Linked DNA regions of Homo sapiens: region 1 is linked to region 2. A link is a loop called in an ENCODE intact Hi-C map of the cell type or tissue named here. Cell type or tissue: mesothelial cell of epicardium. All regions are shown on one strand. Each heading gives the region's core, and the rest is flanking DNA. Links, peaks and the distances in the headings are about the cores only.

Region 1 (8,470 bases), core at 3,167-5,666, 270 kb after region 2:
GATGCTCATGACTGCTTAGGTTTGTCAGTCTCTGGGTGCCTCGCTACCTCCTGTGTGTTTCCTAAGCCACACCCTTACCTCCATTCATTAAAAAATGACTGCTTCAACGAACTTACGGGGTAGTGATGCATCCTGTTGACTGCCGGGATCCAAAAAAACACTCAACTGGCTTTTTTCCAAGAAGCCTAAGCAATACTAGGAATTGGCCTCTTTATGATGACCCCAGAGTTGGATCAGTAATAATAGCACTGGGAGTTAACAGTTACTGAGTGCCTGCCATGTTCCCACGCAGTATGCTAAGCAATGTATGGGAAGAATCTCAGGAAGTAGAGGCTGAACAAGTTTCTTAAAATAATGGGCTACAGGGAGCAGAAACCATTTAAAGGGCACTGACAGCCAAAGACTGTTTATGTCCAAGGGAAGGACTCTTCAGTAATATGGTAATACTCTTTTGAGTAATATAGTATGGAGACTAATAAAATAAAAGTAATACTAAAGGATCCTTTAAGGGGACTGGGTAAATGTGAACGAGAGGACTATTTTAGCAAAAATTCTTTCACTTAATACTTGCTACGAATTTACCATTAGCTCTCATTCCATCTAGTGGTAATGCCAGCACTATTCAGCCCCACCACTTCACCTGGTGAAGACATTAGTGTTGGAGCAATGGTATTTTTGCTTTATTGAGATAAGATATAATTCACATGCCCTAAAATTTACCCTTTTAAATACAGGTTCAGTGGTTTTTAGAATATTCACCGAATTGTGCAACTGTCACCACTATTGAATTCTAGAACGTTTTCATCATCCCAAAAAGCAGCTCCATACCCATTAACCATTACTCTTCATTCCCTCTCCTCCAAGCCCCTCGCAATCACTATTTCCTGTTTCTATGCATTAGCCTAGTCTAACATTTCATATAAGTGGACAAAGAATACGTAGCCTCTTGTGACTGGCTACTTTCATATAGCATAATGTTTTCAAGGTTCAAGCATGTTATAGATTCAGTACTTCATTCCTTTTAATGGTTGAACAATATTCCATTGTATAAATATGCCATAATTCATCAATTGATGGACATTTGCATTGTTTTACCTTTTGGCTATTGTGACTAATGCTGTTATGTACATTCATACATAATAGTTTTTTCCATTCTCTTCGGAACCAAGACTGCCCGGCATCTTTTAGGGGCACAATTCCTCCTTCATACTGTGGAAATCATGGTCAGTTCCTTTGGTTCAGATGTGCTTGATTTCAACTATTGGCCCCAGGGGTGGTCATGTGACCCAGACTAGCCAATGAAAGTATTTGATTCCCATGACTGTGGTGATTGGCTCATTGTTAGGGGTGCGTTTCAAGATGAGCCAATCAGTGTCCTGTGCTGGATGGATATGGCTGCATAGACACAGGTAGAGGGTGAGCTCTTTCTGTGTGGTAGCTAACTATGTCCAATGCAAGCATTCCCTGCCAGGAGGAGGGTCTGCTGAAAAGATGGAGAGCACTTATGACATCATTTGAATGCCAGAGTCCAGAGAGAACAAGGTAGAGCACTTATGACATTTGAATGCCAGAATCCAGGTGGGACTCGTCAGACCTGTTGAGCTTGGACTTCCTTCTGAGTAATGGGAGTCAGTGACAAGTATATGGGACTAAAAGATTTACTATTTGCTGGTTTCTCCTCCTATCCTAACTTCTTGAGAAATCTACAGGCACACATAATGGTATCTCCACACTACCATCGGCAAAGCAGCAGAACCTTGGTTATATGCCCCTTGGGGGCTGGGCCTGGGAGAGGGATTCTCCTAGAGAATCTCTCAGGGCTGCTTTGGGTTCTTTGGAGAGGCATTTGCTTATGAACTTCCCTTCTCTGGGATCTTCTATATACTAACAGTCAAATTGCTTTAAATTATGTATTCTAGAAGGCAGAGAAAACAACTCCTCTGCCCCCATCCTAGCCTCTTTCACTTTCTCTTGAAATTCTTTTTCTTTCCTCTTTCCCTTTACCAGCAATAATTTTTCAAAATGGCAAATTCTGCTAAGTTTTAGGTAGTGTCTGGTCATTGTTTCGGTAGTGGTGGTGGTGGTGGTGTTACTGGTACTGGTATGTATATGTTTCTCTGTATCTTATTTGATGTTCTTGATTCTTCAAAGTCAACTAAAATAAGTTTCATTTCAGAAAAATTGAACCTATAACCTAACATCTATCACGGATGCCATACTTTCCTGTCTAGGGTATGTGTACTTCTGATGATACCCTGGGCTTAAGAATAGGTAAAGTCAATATAAATATGGCACATCTTTACTGGATGCATTTGGGAGGAAATTATGTACAAATTAAAATGAAAGCGTGGAGGAGAATGCAAAATTCTTATGAATTTTCAAAATCAGATGGGAGATGTTAGATGTTGCCTTTTCAATGAATTACTTTATGGAATTCTAGGTTTCCTGAAGTGATAACAAGAATAACTGGTATTGATCCAGTCCTTACTATGTGCCAGACATTATCTAATTTCGTCATCACAACTGCCCTATAATCTAGTTGTTATGATTTTTATTTTATAGATGAGGAAACTGAGGTTCAAAGAAATCAGATAACTTAAGATCCCACAGCTAGTAAGTGGTAGAGTGTTGACTTTAATCGTGTTATGTGTGTTGTCAAAATCTTCTTAGTCACAATACTAAGTTGCCTCTCTGTATATGCAACTTTTATTTTTACTTTATGTATTTCTGTGGGCTCATTACTTTAAAAAATGAAGCTATATAGTATTATACAAAATAGATGCAGGGCGTGGTGGCTCACGCCTGTAATCCCAGCACTTTGGGAGGCCGAGGCGGGCAGATCACCTGAGGTCGGGAGTTCCAGACCAGCCTGACCAACATGGAGAAACCCGGTCTCTACTAAAAATACAAAATTAGCCAGCCATGAAGGCGCATGCCTGTAATCCCAGCTAGTTGGGAGGCTGAGGCTGGAGAATCACTTGAACCCGGGAGGCAGAGGTTGCAGTGAGCTGAGATCACACCATTGCGCTCCAGCCTGGGCAACAAGAGTGAAACTCCATCTCGGAAAAAAAAAAAAAAAAAAAAAAAAAAAAAAAAGAGAAAGAAAAGTTTCCACCCCCCTCCACTCTTTCTCTTTTAGTTTGTTTCTACTACTTTCTTGTGTATCATCCTGACAGTAGCCTCTGTGGACCTTGACCCAGCTTTTCAAAGTCTGGACTCAATCTCTGTGCCATACTGCTGAGTTGTTGGAAAAGCCAAGAAGCACTTATATAAATTTTGCCAAGAGAACAATCTGCCCAATATTGAATTTAGAACCTATTTAAATCAAATTCCTACCAGGTGCATCTGTTCAATCCCTTTGTCAGAGTATAATTTTTAAAAAGTTAGAAACATGATCCTCTCACATATATGGTGAGCACATGTCAAGGATTTCTTTAACTCAGTAGCAAGGAAGAGAGGACACAGCATGATGACAAAGCTGGTTTAAAGGAAGATATAAAAAACTGATATATATTTAGTCAGTTAAAAATCCTGGAACAAGGTTGCAAATTTAGATGCAAAATTGGTTAATTTCCTTTAAGGCAAAAAAAGAAAAAGAAAAAGAGTAACCTGTAGGGCTATCTTTCCTTCTGGATAAAAGTGATTTACATCTCTAGAGAACAAAAGTCATTTGCAATTAACAGCCTTCAACCAGTTAAAGTCTAACTTTACAGAGTCTGAGCTGTAATTAATAGTCAATTTTAAGGGAACCTTCCCTTCCTTTAGAGCAGCTGTCCAACAGAACTTTCTGCAATGACGGAAATGTTCTCTAGCTGTGCTTCCTAATGTGATAGCCACCAGCTTCATGTAGGCATTGAGCCCTTGATGTGTGGCTAGAATGACTGAGGAACTAAATTAATTTTATTTAATTTTGATTAATTCAGGTTTAAAGAGCCACAAATGACTAGTGGCTACCATAAAGAACAGCGCAGCCTGAGAGAGTCATATGACCCTTATGTGGCTTGTTAGAATAGTTAGTATGACTTTGAAAGGCTCACAGTAATCTTTCTGCCTGATTTCCAAGTTTAGGGGCCTTTTCCTGACACCTTTTGTTCTCCTACAGTTTCTTCAATCAACCCTTATTTTTCTTTGCTGTGAGGACCAGGAAGGAACCAATCTGTTTAAAAACTGTTGCCCGCTGGTGGCTCGTTGCCAGGTCTGAGATAACACTGGTGGTCCCTCTGAGGGCTGAGGACGCATTCCCCGGGTACTGCAATCAGAGCAGACGCATGTGCAGCTGTGGATGGAGGGAGCTGACGTGTTCTCTCCGGGAGCAGAGGAGCAAATGTCACGAGAAAAGCCCTTGAAAATGGTTCTCATCCCTTTCTCCATCGCAGACAACCCAGAATAAACTGTTCTGAAATGTTGACGTTTAATAATATTAATATTAGTAATGGCTGGAAAGGGCTTCTGGTAATGAGATTCCAGGATAAATAGGTCACTGGGTTTTCATTGCTTATCAATGAAGTTCCCAAAAAGATCTTTTTTAAGGAAATAGGCTCATGTAAACTTTTTTTTTTTTAAAAAAAGGAAGGAAATACATTGTCTTTATAATAAGGCAATGCAAGAGGGATTTTTGTTGATTTGTTTTGAGGAACTATTTATAAAATGATGAAGATTTTAAAAAATAAAAAAGGCTGAGCATGGTGGCTTATGAATGTAATCCCAGCACTTTGAGAGGCCAAGGCAGGAGAATCGCTTGAGCCCAGAAGTTCAAGATCAGGCTAGGCAACATAGTGAGACCTTGTCTCTAAGAAAAATGAAAAAAAAAAAAAAAATTAGCCAGGCATGGTGGCACACACCTGTGGTCCCAGCTACTCGGGAGACTGAGGTGGGAGAATGGCTTGAGCCCAGGAAGTTGGGGCTGCAGTGAGCCTGTGATTGCACCACTACACTCCAGCCTGGGTGACAGAGCAAGACCCTGTCTCAAAAAAAATAAAAATAATTTAAAAAGAAAACAAAATTGAGAATCCTCTGCTGGTCCCTGTTATGTCTTACTCAGAAAGTGACATAGGTGAATTTTATCTTAGGAAAATGTACTGCTACTGTGTTTCCAGCTGTATCAGTGCATTCTTACCTTCCCTAAATTAAAAGCCCATCACTGCTAGCTCCTAAGGACTCCTTTCAGTACCGCCTTTTCAATGCCACTTGAGCATCATGGTTCTAACAGTTAAGTTTGGCCTGCTTTGCGCTGTAAAACTTGCCTGCAAATAGCTTGGTGGTCTGCCCTGGATTTGCCAGGAGCCTGTTTTTTGAAAGGGGCTTAAGGCACAAGGCTGCTGAGTTTGGAATCATTTTGCCAACCCTGGCAGCCTCTGTGACTCTATGATTTCTTTAATGTTCCCGTCTTTCTCATTTCCCTAAATAAACTGAAGCCTTTACTGGAAGGTCAAGTAAATGTTACTGTGAATCACTACTAGTAGAGGCTCCAGAAAAGGGAATCCTGGTTGCTCTCAAATAATCTTGAAATTTCACTCTTTTAATTATTTTTAAGCCCCTGTTCTTAAAAAAAACTGTAGAAACATATGTAACATATATAAACCAAAATGTCTACTGATTTTCAGGCTAACTGAAGACTAACTAGAAATAAGTTTATTGCCCCAATGCTGTTGTTCAGAAGCTTTCTGATATGTTCATTCACCTTCCTGCCTTATTAATCAGAGTAAACATGATGAACTGTATATTTCTATGTAACATCATATACCATACTAATTTTCACTTGCGTTCTTAATATAATTTATCTTTTTGGGAATTGGGCATTGAACTACATTAAGTAGTTTCAGTATCTCCCCTTGAATATGTTGAGGGAATCTTTTGAAATCAACTTTGTACTGTCATTTCATTTTCTTTTCGTATACAGCTAAGATTTATTGAGTGCTTACTGTGAGCCAGACAATGTGATAAGTGTTTTAAGTGAATGATCTATTTTAATGCTTTTTAAAAATCAACACTGACTTAGTAATAGTGTTTTCCCTTTATTAAAGATGAAGAAACTGAGTTCAGAAAAGTGAACTGACTTACCAAGGTTACTCAACCAGTAAGTGTTGAAATCATAACTAAACTGTAGCTGTGTTTGACCACACAGCCTTGCTTACAACTCACAAAAGACTTGAGTTCCATTCCCAGCTTTGAACTTTATAGACCAAGTAATTCTTGACCTCCCCAGGCATCTTCATCCTTATTTATAAAATGAAGGTAATAGTGCCTCCCTTCCAAAGTTGGGGTACTAAGACTTGTGAGAAATTACTTCCAAACTCTAAAATGCTAAATACACGTAATGTTATTGCTTTTACATGTTTATTAGCTAGCGATGTCTTTAGTTAATTGCATTAGCTAAATTAACATATTATGCTTAGATTATAGGTGGGAAGCCTCACTATTAGCTAGCGATGTCTTTAGTTAATTGTATTCTAACTAACTGATATACTATGCTTAGATTATAGGTGGGAAGCCTCACTATCTACCATAGGGCAGAAATTGGTACAAGACCTCCTGGCTTTGGACTTGATCCAATGTGGCCTAGTTATTGAATTACCACAAGGAACTCAATTAAAGGTGGTCTGGCTAATGAAATAGGCAACTCACAGCTTCTAGTACTGGTCCTGGTTTTGACTCTCTTACTCTCTTAATATTTACAAAGTGTGTGAATATTCAGTAATCCAAATAATTTTTTCATTAGCCTTTGAGATTTTTCTGTCTTACTTGTGTTACAAAGTATGAAAATATTCAGTAATCCAAATATTTTTTTCACTAGCCTTTCAGATTGTCTATTATGGTGTTTGTTTTGTATCTGTTTAGGTGGGCTAATTAGCATAGTTAGTAATATCACTTTGAAGGGGCTCACAGTAATCTTTTTGCTTTATTTCCAAGTTTGGGATAATTTTTCTTAGTATCTTTGCCCCTACTACATTGTTATTTTTATCCCAATTATTGGAATGGTCTTCCTAATTTTGAATGGGATTTTTTATGACCTATGATTCTCTTTTCTGACAAAGCGCCAAGAACAGCAAAATGGACGTTTTTTTTGTTTTGAGACGGAGTCTCGCTCTGTCGCCCAGGCTGGAGTGCAGTGGCACAATCTCAGCTCACTGCACGCTCCGCCTCCCAAGTTCATGCCATTCTCCTGCCTCAGCCTCCCGAGTAGCTGGGACTACAGGTGCCTGCCACCACGCCCGGCTAATTTTTTTTGTATTTTTAGTAGAGACAGGGTTTCACCGTGTTAGCCAGGGTGGTCTTGATCTCCTGACCTCGTGAGCCGCCCGTCTTGGCCTCCCAAAGTGCTGGGATTACAGGCTTGAGCCACCGCGCCCGGCCAGCAAAATGGACTTAATGCAAATCAACCTGCATGGGCCATGCATTCTTTGGAAACTCTAATGCAATGTTCCTGAAAGCAGAGAGATGCCACTAAGAAATAATCTTGTTTTCTAAAGGTGGCCTTGGTAGGGTGAATTTTTTTTAAGAACATTACAATTCAACATGTCAAGGGATTGTTTCACACAGTATTGATATTTAGCTTTTAATTTTTTCTATTTAGAAAAACAAATGCCTTCCTAGTTCAAACAATGGCTTCTTTAAGGAAAACTGCAGACAAAGTGATTAAGTCACTTGGAGCTGAACTTCCAGGCAGCACTGCTTAATATTCATGATGTTTAATTTTTAAATCTCTCTCAAATGGAATTTCCATGGAGACATCAGACTTCATCATCTAAGAGGCAAATCAGTCAAATATATCCACAGACATTATCAGAGAATACGATTCATACTGTGTGCATTCCCTAGTCAGCCACTTTTGAAGATACGGTGATAGAGTCTGCACCATCAAATAACTTACTATGAGCAAGAGGATACTGATAGTTGCTACCTATATAAACATTTGTAGAAACAAAAATGAGAGATGCCTGTGACTGTTTGGGCTGAGGGGAACCATTAGAAGCCAAGTCATATTTTCTACTTTCTCAACAGATTTGGCTCCTCTTGCTTTTTTTGTATAAAGTACTTTCAACTAAGTGAAACAAGAGGTTTAACAAAGTCTCAACACTGGCTATCATCTAAGGGCAAGAATAAAAACTCTATTTGGTTCTTGTATTCAATCACCTGACCTCCATGTCTGAGACATACTAACAGTAAACTAACAGAAAACAATGGTTAAACAAAAAACAAAACCCAGCAACATTTAGCTTGGACTGTACATCAGGGAGAGGTTAAACAAAATTTATGGTCAAAGAAGTATTTATCCAGTAAATCCTACTAGTCACCATTACAAACTTGATATTAAAAATCCCACCCACGACTGTAAACTAGTTCAACCATTGTGGAAGACAGTGTGGTGATTCCTCAAAGATCTAGAACTAGAAATCCCATTTGACCCAGCAATCCCATTGCTGGGTATATACCCAAAGGATTATAAATCAAGCTGCTATGAAGACCCATG
Region 2 (8,470 bases), core at 3,432-5,931:
TAAGGAGTAAAAATGAGTCCAATGACATCATTTGGATCCTGAATTCATTTGTGCCCTAAGCCAACATCTACCCTGAACGTTTCTGATAGAGGAGAAAATATCTTCTCTCTCTCAAGTCAATTCAAGTTAAGTTTTCAGCCCCACTCAAGATAAAGAGTTCTGACATATGAACCTCATATCGCCAATACGTTTCTTTGTTTTGCAGGCTGCCCAGCCAAACTTCAAGAAAAAAGGAAAAGAAGTGCTGGGTCAGCTGCCTTTTGATGGTAGTTGTTTCATTTATTATTTTCTGTTTTGTTGTTTTTGTAAAGAACATGTAAGAAACTCTTCAACTGAATTCCACATGGTGCCTAGATCCTAATCCTTCTGAAGCAAAAAATGTTTTTCTGTTCTCTGGGTGGTTCCTGGGATACTGCAGTTCCAAAAGAATAAGACATGGAAAAAGTTGGCCAGAGTTAGAAAAAAAAAAAAAAAAACAACAACCTGAAGAGAGGGAGTAGAAATGATTAAAGCAAAACAAAACAAAAACTAAAAGTGAGTGAAAATGGATATCCATGAATTAAAAGCAGTACACATGGAAACAGAGCATCTCTCTTTCAAGTTAGAGCCCTGGCATTGAATACATTGACTCATTGGCTACAATCAGCCTTGACTGAGCTCCTTTGTTCACCTCTAAACTAATCACTATGGCTCCAGGGATGTGATGCTGTAATTGATCAGGCTTGGATCACCTGACCACATGTGGTGCTGTGGAAATGACAAACACCATCCTACTGAGATTATGGAAGGGGCAGTTCCTCAGGATGCAAAAGACAAGTGAATGAAAGTCAGGCAGATAACAACAGAAAATATCCAGAGTAGAGTTCCCTCTAAAGTAGCCACTATGTAGAATCCAAAATCCTTTAATGACGTATTTCTAAGTGAAACATTTTTGCCTAAGATAAGCATTTCTGTAAGATTTATAAAAAATACAGCTTTTCTGTATGTTGGAAATTTCACACTAACAGGAATAGTTCTGAAACACTGAAAATCTTAGAAACCTGTAGGATATCTGTAATAATACTGAGAAAGTAAGGATTGAATATTATGAGATTGTGAAAATTTCATTTTCAGTTTTTTTGTTATATGTCCTTATTATAGACTCAGGATTTCCTTTGGAGTTCATTAATGTAAATAATTTCAAAATTACATTAATAATTTTTATGAAACTGTAATTTTTGTGAAACTATCAGCCCTGGTCTCTTTTAATTTGTCATATTCTACAACTGTCTCAAAGATGCAGCTATAAAGAAAGAAGAAACTGCTTGGGGTGACTAGTTGACCATCCCAGAATGGTTTCTTTAATTGTTTTGGCCCCTTACAAGAAGTTTCTTTAAAAAAAACAAAAGTATATATTGTGCTGTTTCAGACTAGGGTTGAAAGTGTGATTTTTCTCATCACACTCTTCATAATCCTTTCAGAGAATTTTGATGCAGAAATAACTTATTAATTTGGAAATCTTCCCTCACACCTAGGAAATACATCTCACTCTGAGATGAATATGGATGGTTACAATAAAAATTAAGTGCATGTACGGTAAATGGGCATTGTTGGATAAATGCAGTGATGGAAGAAAATAAGATGGTGGTCATGCCATTTCTACCTGACTTCCTTTTCTCCAACTTGATGATACTCTACCTTCAGAAACAGGTGAACAGGCCATCCATCATATTCTTTTCTTTGTAGTAACTTTTATTGGTTTGAATTACCATATGTTGTTCGCTTGTGCAGTGTTTGAGTTGAAAGAGGCATAAGTAAAATTACATCTTCTTTTTTTTTTAAGGAACCTTTGTTCTTAAACAGAGGAAGTTGTAAACTCTCCAATAGCAAATTTTATTAACTCATAGGCAATACTATAAATGATGGTACTCTATTGAGTCAATGCCTTCAACATGAATCAGGAGATTAACTTTTGCTGCAAACTGTCAATCTTTACTCCCAAATTATGGTAAGTAGTTAAGTTTTTTTGTTTTGGCTTTGAAGTTGAATGATTCTCTTTGCTCAGTTGTGTCAGTCAGAAAAGGGGATTTTTCTTCTCAGCTGAGCTCTGCATGTTTTTCTTTAACAAATTATCATCTCCCCCCCAACCCCCGACTATGTCATTACATTGTTGTTATTAACATTCATCAATTTCTAAATATTTCTCTAAAGTTCTGAGGGATTTGGCAGTTTAAACTGTATGCCATTATTGACAATATTAAATAAAACTTTCTGAAAACCCTTATGCAGGCTTTCATGTGGGTTTCTGTCAGGTTTGCAGTAAAATGTCATAATGTCATATTTGCATGTTTTTTTGAGAGAGAGAGAAAGAGAGGACAAGAGAGATGGTGTTCTGAGTCACTTGCTGAAGCTTTCTATACACATTTTTAGACCAAAAACCATGGTCTAGGAGAGAAAAAAAAATCAATTTCTCAGAAGCATTCTATGATATCCAGTCAACTGGTATATGAGCCTAAGTGCACATGATAGTTGCCCAAGAAAATTCATTGCTGCTTTATTTGCATCAGCTAAAAAACGAAAACAGAAATAACCTAAATTTGTAAATCAATGAAAAGTTAAATAAACCATGACATAATGTAATGTTATGTAGTATTTAAAGTAGATTTACCTGAACTCACTTAAAATGAGGCTTAGGAAAATATTATTAGGAATAAAAAAGCAATTGCACAACGTTTGACATAGTGGAATCATTTTTTCTGTAAAATATATGTCTTCATGTCTTCACATATATGAATGTATACAAACAGTTAACTATAGTTACCTCTGAGTAGTGAGACTGTTGGGTAATGAGTAGGGAGAACTTTGCTGTTATCTTGACATACCCATGTGTTAAAAAAATGATGAACATGTATAACGATTGTAAAATGTACATGCACAAAAGAAAATAGGCTATCAAGCACTTTCATTTTACAAGTGAGAGAACGGAGCATGGAGAAATTAAATGACTTTCTCTGGTAACAGAGCTCATTAGAGTCAGACTTTGAATTCAGAACTTTAGACTTCAACTTCTGTATGATTATTCCTCTACCAGATCAATCCTCTTTAATGTATCAGAAAAAAAAATTTTAATCATGAATGCCTGCATCTTTGAAATACAGTAAAAATAACCCCTCCTGCCCTCAAACCTTGGAATTTAAATTTTAGAAGTTCAGATCTTGCTTTTCCTCAAGATATCTATCTATAAATGCGCTTTTGTATATGACTTGGAATTAAATGTTTCTCTTTAGTTTTCAAATGAGTTTTATTATCATCTGATAAGTAGGGTAACCCTAGTGCAGGGAATAAATATCTTAATTAACTGATGAGTGGTCAAATCAATCTACAAAATTAAGAGGAGGAGGGCAAAGGGGCAGGAGGGAAGGCTGCCTTCTATGCTGCTTTGTGTAATAATCTAATCAACCAACATTAGCAAAAGTCTCCATGGCTCAGCTCTTCCAACAAAGGTGTTCATTGTAGTGATATCCAGGAATCAACCTCACAAAACCATCTATCCAGGTGGGCTTTGAATTGAGCTCTGTTTCTTCTACTTTAACTTGGTCTCATTCATTTCTTCCTCCCTGGCTACCCATAAAAAGTTGCTCTGGAGAAATGCTCTGGCACCTAAACTCACCCTGTGGAGTACTTTATTCATTGTTTTCTTGTAGTCCTCTTTAAATTGCAGACATTCAAACTTATTAAGCTGTGGCATTCTATTTCTATCTGGGGGTGGGATCTGAGTTAACTGAGTGCTGAGGAACAAACATTGTTAGGGATGTAGAAAGGGCATGATCGGAAGAATAGGGAGATTCTGAGCTAAATTTCAATATCAGCTAATATTCAGTATCAGCTTATCATCATCAGTCACCACCAACATCAATATAGACCTTGTTAACTTCAGAGATACCATTTACTGGGCATTGACTAGGAGCCAGGCAGTAGGGTAGGCATTTTACAGGAACTCAGGCCTCATTACAATCTGTTGGGGGCAGATACTGTTATTATTCCCATTTGTATATAAGGAGATTAAAGCCAATAAAGCTTGGACTGGTTCAAGGTCACATTGGCTAAGGACTGCATTGCTTGTTTTACAGGAAAATTGTCTTCTCTCAGAATTCAATCTTTGTGTAGGAAAACAAGCCAGGGGACTATAACAACATACTCAACACAGAAGTGGGATCTTCCAACACTTCTTTCCCCCAGTGGATTCAGCTTGTTAGTATAGAAGGAAACTCTTTGACTTTTTGAAAATACCTATTGATTTCCTTGTGTGGGGAAATTTACAATTTATATGCTTCAGATGCCATTGAACCATTCACTGCTTTGTTGCTTTTTCATGGGCAGGAAAGATGTTTGTGAAAGGAAGGCCAAGTGGCATCCTCATTTGGCCTCATTTGTGCAATAGATAACTGTGATCTTGGCACTGAGAAGGATGCCCCGAAGCCACTTGAAAGATGAAAGGGCCTATCTTGAAATAAGGTTTGCTGGAAGATCACAACCCAAGCATCTAAAATGTTAGTCCAGAAAAAGGATGGCAAAGAACTACCAGAGTCTTCAAATAGGAATTTCTAATTAGAATTTTAACAGCATGAAATTATCCTTGCTCCACCCTTGGAAACTGCCTTTTCTTATAGGAAGTAGATAAAATTTTCCTGTCCCTTGGTTATGGACTTCAAAGATATGCAAGGATCAGTTTTTTTTTTTTTTTGTCATTTTGTGCAGCTTTGGTATCTGGGTGTTCCTGCTGAATTCTATAGTCCAAATTCTTGTCTACAGCTCAAAGCTGATCTTAATATAAATGGCAGGTTTGTCTTACCTCAGATGCTTATTAAAATGTCATTCAGCAATTAGCTGAATCAAGGAAAGGAACATAGTATGCTTTTATTCTGTCTCAAAGCTTGCCCATATCTAAGCTGAGAATCTTGGTTTGCTCCCATCACATTGAAGCAGCTGTTGATTAGGGTGCCTAAGTTATAAATATAGAAGGAGCAAGTGCTGTGCTTTGGAGATATCTGAAGGAAAATAACTTCTGCTACCTTCTGCTAACAGCACCAATCAATTTTGGAAGTGATAAGGATAGATTCCCTGGGGGCCATCAGCTGCTCTGTAACACATCCTGAAATATAAGAATTATATTGAAACGTTGCTATTTCATATAGCACTTTACACACATTTTTAGATTTAACCTTGAAAGTTGGATAGAAAGGGCTATCAAGAAAAAAAAAACTTAGCCCCTACAAAATCCATACTGCATAATGTATGTTATTGATAATATTGGTGAGACTTTTTCTTCCTCCAGTGAATTAGAGGGAATCCCTGAGATATTGACATCACACTAAAGGGTTAAGTTTTTAGGGCAAGCATGAAAGAGTTTAATTTTTCTCAGCACCTTGCTTCATCTCTGGAAGTTGCCACAACATGCCTCACTTTGGTAGCACAGCTATGTTGACATCCTTTGGGCGTAGAAAAAGTAGTAAAAACAGGGAATCTCCCCTTCTCACTCTCACTAGTGAGTATCATGAAGAAACGTAATAATGGATTTGCATGCTTAGTATTCTAAGGACATTACTTCCAATACTATTTGGATCTTAATTGATAGTAAGCAAATAGAAAAGAAACTTATAAAGAATGTGCTGCATCACTTAAAAATATTTCAAGTACTTTAAATTGGCAAATTAATTTTTCTTTGTTTTTTAGAATTGACAACTACTCCATCAATGCCCAATTCTTATTAAGTGCATTTTCTACTGGCTCAAGTTCTATCTTTGATTGCTCTTTTCGGAATTCTGCAGTAAGAATCTCAATAAATAAATAAATAAATAAATAAATAAATAAATAAATGCATTGGGCTGACTTCTAGAATGATTAAGGATCTCTGAAAATTCACTTCTTCATAAAAGAAATGAAGAAATAAGAACACTTGCAAACAAACAAATAAACAAATAAAACCAACCAACCAAACCAACAAAAAACCTGTCAAAATCAACTTTTGAAGAACTCTAGAAATAACTAAAGGCTTACAACAATCTGAGGAGTGTTTATTTAAGAAAAATAATTGAAACTTTGTAAGAACAATTAGATTTATAGCACTTTAAAATTTATAATTCTTTCCTCTTCCCCAGCCATAGTAGCCTTGAAAACCATCAGGATTACAGTTATGATTGCTGTGAAAACCAGTAGCCTATCAGCCACTGGAAGGGAAAAAATAGGTTTGGAGTTTTCCTAAAGCCTGATCCCCAGAGAATTTCCACTATTTGGCTTGTCTGAAAGCTTGCTGAAAAGCTCCATTCTCAGGGCTTGTGTTTATTTGACTTGATTCAGAACTCACTCTGTATGAATAGTGTTATCTTCAAGATACTTGTTGAAAACAATTGGCAGCAAATGTTTAATATTACAGCTGTCTGAGGTGCCATTACCAGTTGGGGCTAACGAGAGGTTGACCAAGAAACTTAAATGGAAAAACTGAGGAATGAGACATTTGCAGGGGTCTTTGAAGGGCTCTGACATATTCCTGGGACTCTAAAAAGCCACAGAAATTCTATATAAAAAATCATAGTGAATCCACAAAAGAATTATTGGAGTTAATAAAGAAGTTCAGTAAAGTTGCAGGACACAAGATCAATACACAAAACTCAGTTATATACACCAGCAATGGACAAATTGAAAATGAAATCAAGAAAGAAATTCTCTCTACAATAGCACAAAAAGGAATAAAATACTTAGGAGGAATAAATTTCACAAAAGAATTGTGAGATTTGGCACTGAAAACTAAAAACCATTTCAGTGAAGTTAAGAAATACCTAAATAAGTGGGAAGACATTCCATGTTTATAGATTGTAAGAATTAATACTGTTAAAATGGCAATACTCCCCAAATTGGTCTACATATTCAATGCAGTCTCTTTCAAATCCAAGCTGCCCTTCTTTGCATAAATGGAAAAGCAAATCCTGAAGTTCATGTGGAAATGCAAGGGGCCCAGAATAACCAAACCAATCTTGAAAAAGCAGAATGAAGTTGTAGGCTTTGCACTTTCTGATTTCGAATCTTCCTATGAATTTATATTAATCGAGATGATATAGTACTGCCATAAAGATAGACAAACAAGACAAGTACATGAATAATGTAGAATTAAAAGCCTAGGAAAAAACCCTAGCATTTATAATTAATTGATTTTTGCCAAGAGTGCCAATTTAATAAGAAAAGCAGTCTTTTCATCAAATGATGCTGAGACAACTGGATACCCACATGCAATAGAATGAAGTTGTTCTCCCTACTTCACATGATATACAAAAATTAATTTGCAACAGATCATAAATTTAAATGTAAGAACCAAAATTAATTTTTTGTGACATTGGATTAGATATGGTTTCTTAGAAATAACACCAATGGCATAAGCAACAGAAAAAGAAATTGGATGCCATCAAAATTAAAAACTTTTATGCTTCAAAGGACACCATCAATAAAATTAAAAGACAACCCAGATAATGGAGAATATATTTTCAAATCACATATGTGATAAGGGTCTAGTATCTAGAATATTTAAAGAACTTTTTACAACTCAACAATAAAAAGAAACATCTAATTTAAAAATGGAAAAAGGATTTGAATAGATCTTCCTCCAAAAACGATATATAAATAGCCAATAAGCACATTAAAAGATGTTCCACATCATTATTCATTAGGGAAATGTACGTCAATGCCACATGAGATATCATTTCACATTTATTAGGATGGCTATATCAAAAAGACAAAAATAACAAGTGTTGTGAGGATGTGGAGAAATTGGAACTCTCATACATTGCTGGTGGGAATGCAAAATGGTACAACCATTTTGAGGACAGTTTGGAAGTTCCTCACAAATTCAAGATAGAGGTACCATATGACCCAGAAATTCCAACTTTAGGTATAGACCCTAAAGAATTAAAAACATATGTTCACATAAAAACTTTTGCATGAATGTTCATAGAATTAATAACAGCCAAAAGGTGGAAACAACACAAATGTCCCTCAATTGATGAATGGATACACAAAATATGGTATGAACATACAATAGTATTACTTAGCCAAACAAAGAAGTAAATACTTCTATCTTCTACAACATGGATGAACCTTGAATAAGGGAAAGGAGTCCTTCATAAAAGGCTGCATATTGTAGCATTCCATTTATATGAATTGTCCAGAATCGGCTAATTTATAGAGACAGAGATGGGTTAGTTGTTGCTAGGGGCTGGATGAAGGAGGAGGTGGGGAATGGCTGCTAACAGGCATGGGGATTCTTTTTGGGATAATGACAATATTCTGGAATTAGATAGTGGTGATGTTGCACACCTTTGTGAATATGCTGAAAACACAGAATTGTATACTTTAACAAGATGGATTTTATGGTATGTGCATTATATCTCAACAAAGCCGTTATTAAATGAAAAAAAAAAAAAAAAGATGAAGGCATTCCCCC

Evidence for each region. Peaks named below come from ENCODE experiments on the same cell type or tissue, not always from the same donor. Only the 100,000 strongest peaks of a DNase experiment are listed, where the experiment ranks them.
Region 1: a loop joins it to region 2, with 23 times the contacts of the local background. A loop is called at or near these places in 4 of 110 quality-filtered maps.

What each region holds. Positions count from the first base shown.
Region 1 is chr3:64,885,970-64,894,439 of GRCh38, reverse strand. All of the region lies in intron 4 of ADAMTS9-AS2 (ADAMTS9 antisense RNA 2), which reads right to left. All of the region lies in intron 2 of LOC105377124 (a long non-coding RNA gene), which reads left to right. Among named protein-coding and RNA genes, the nearest start is that of ADAMTS9, 200 kb to the right of the region's middle. In mesothelial cell of epicardium, for the core only: no CTCF peak of the experiment used is centred there; a DNase peak (open chromatin) is centred at 4,238.
Region 2 is chr3:65,158,956-65,167,425 of GRCh38, reverse strand. LOC105377127 (a long non-coding RNA gene) reads left to right here. Exons shown (of 4, transcript XR_001740736.1): 2 at 1,515-1,689; 3 at 1,823-1,987; 4 at 5,713-5,799. Among named protein-coding and RNA genes, the nearest start is that of LINC02040, 12 kb to the left of the region's middle. In mesothelial cell of epicardium, for the core only: no CTCF peak of the experiment used is centred there; no DNase peak of the experiment used is centred there.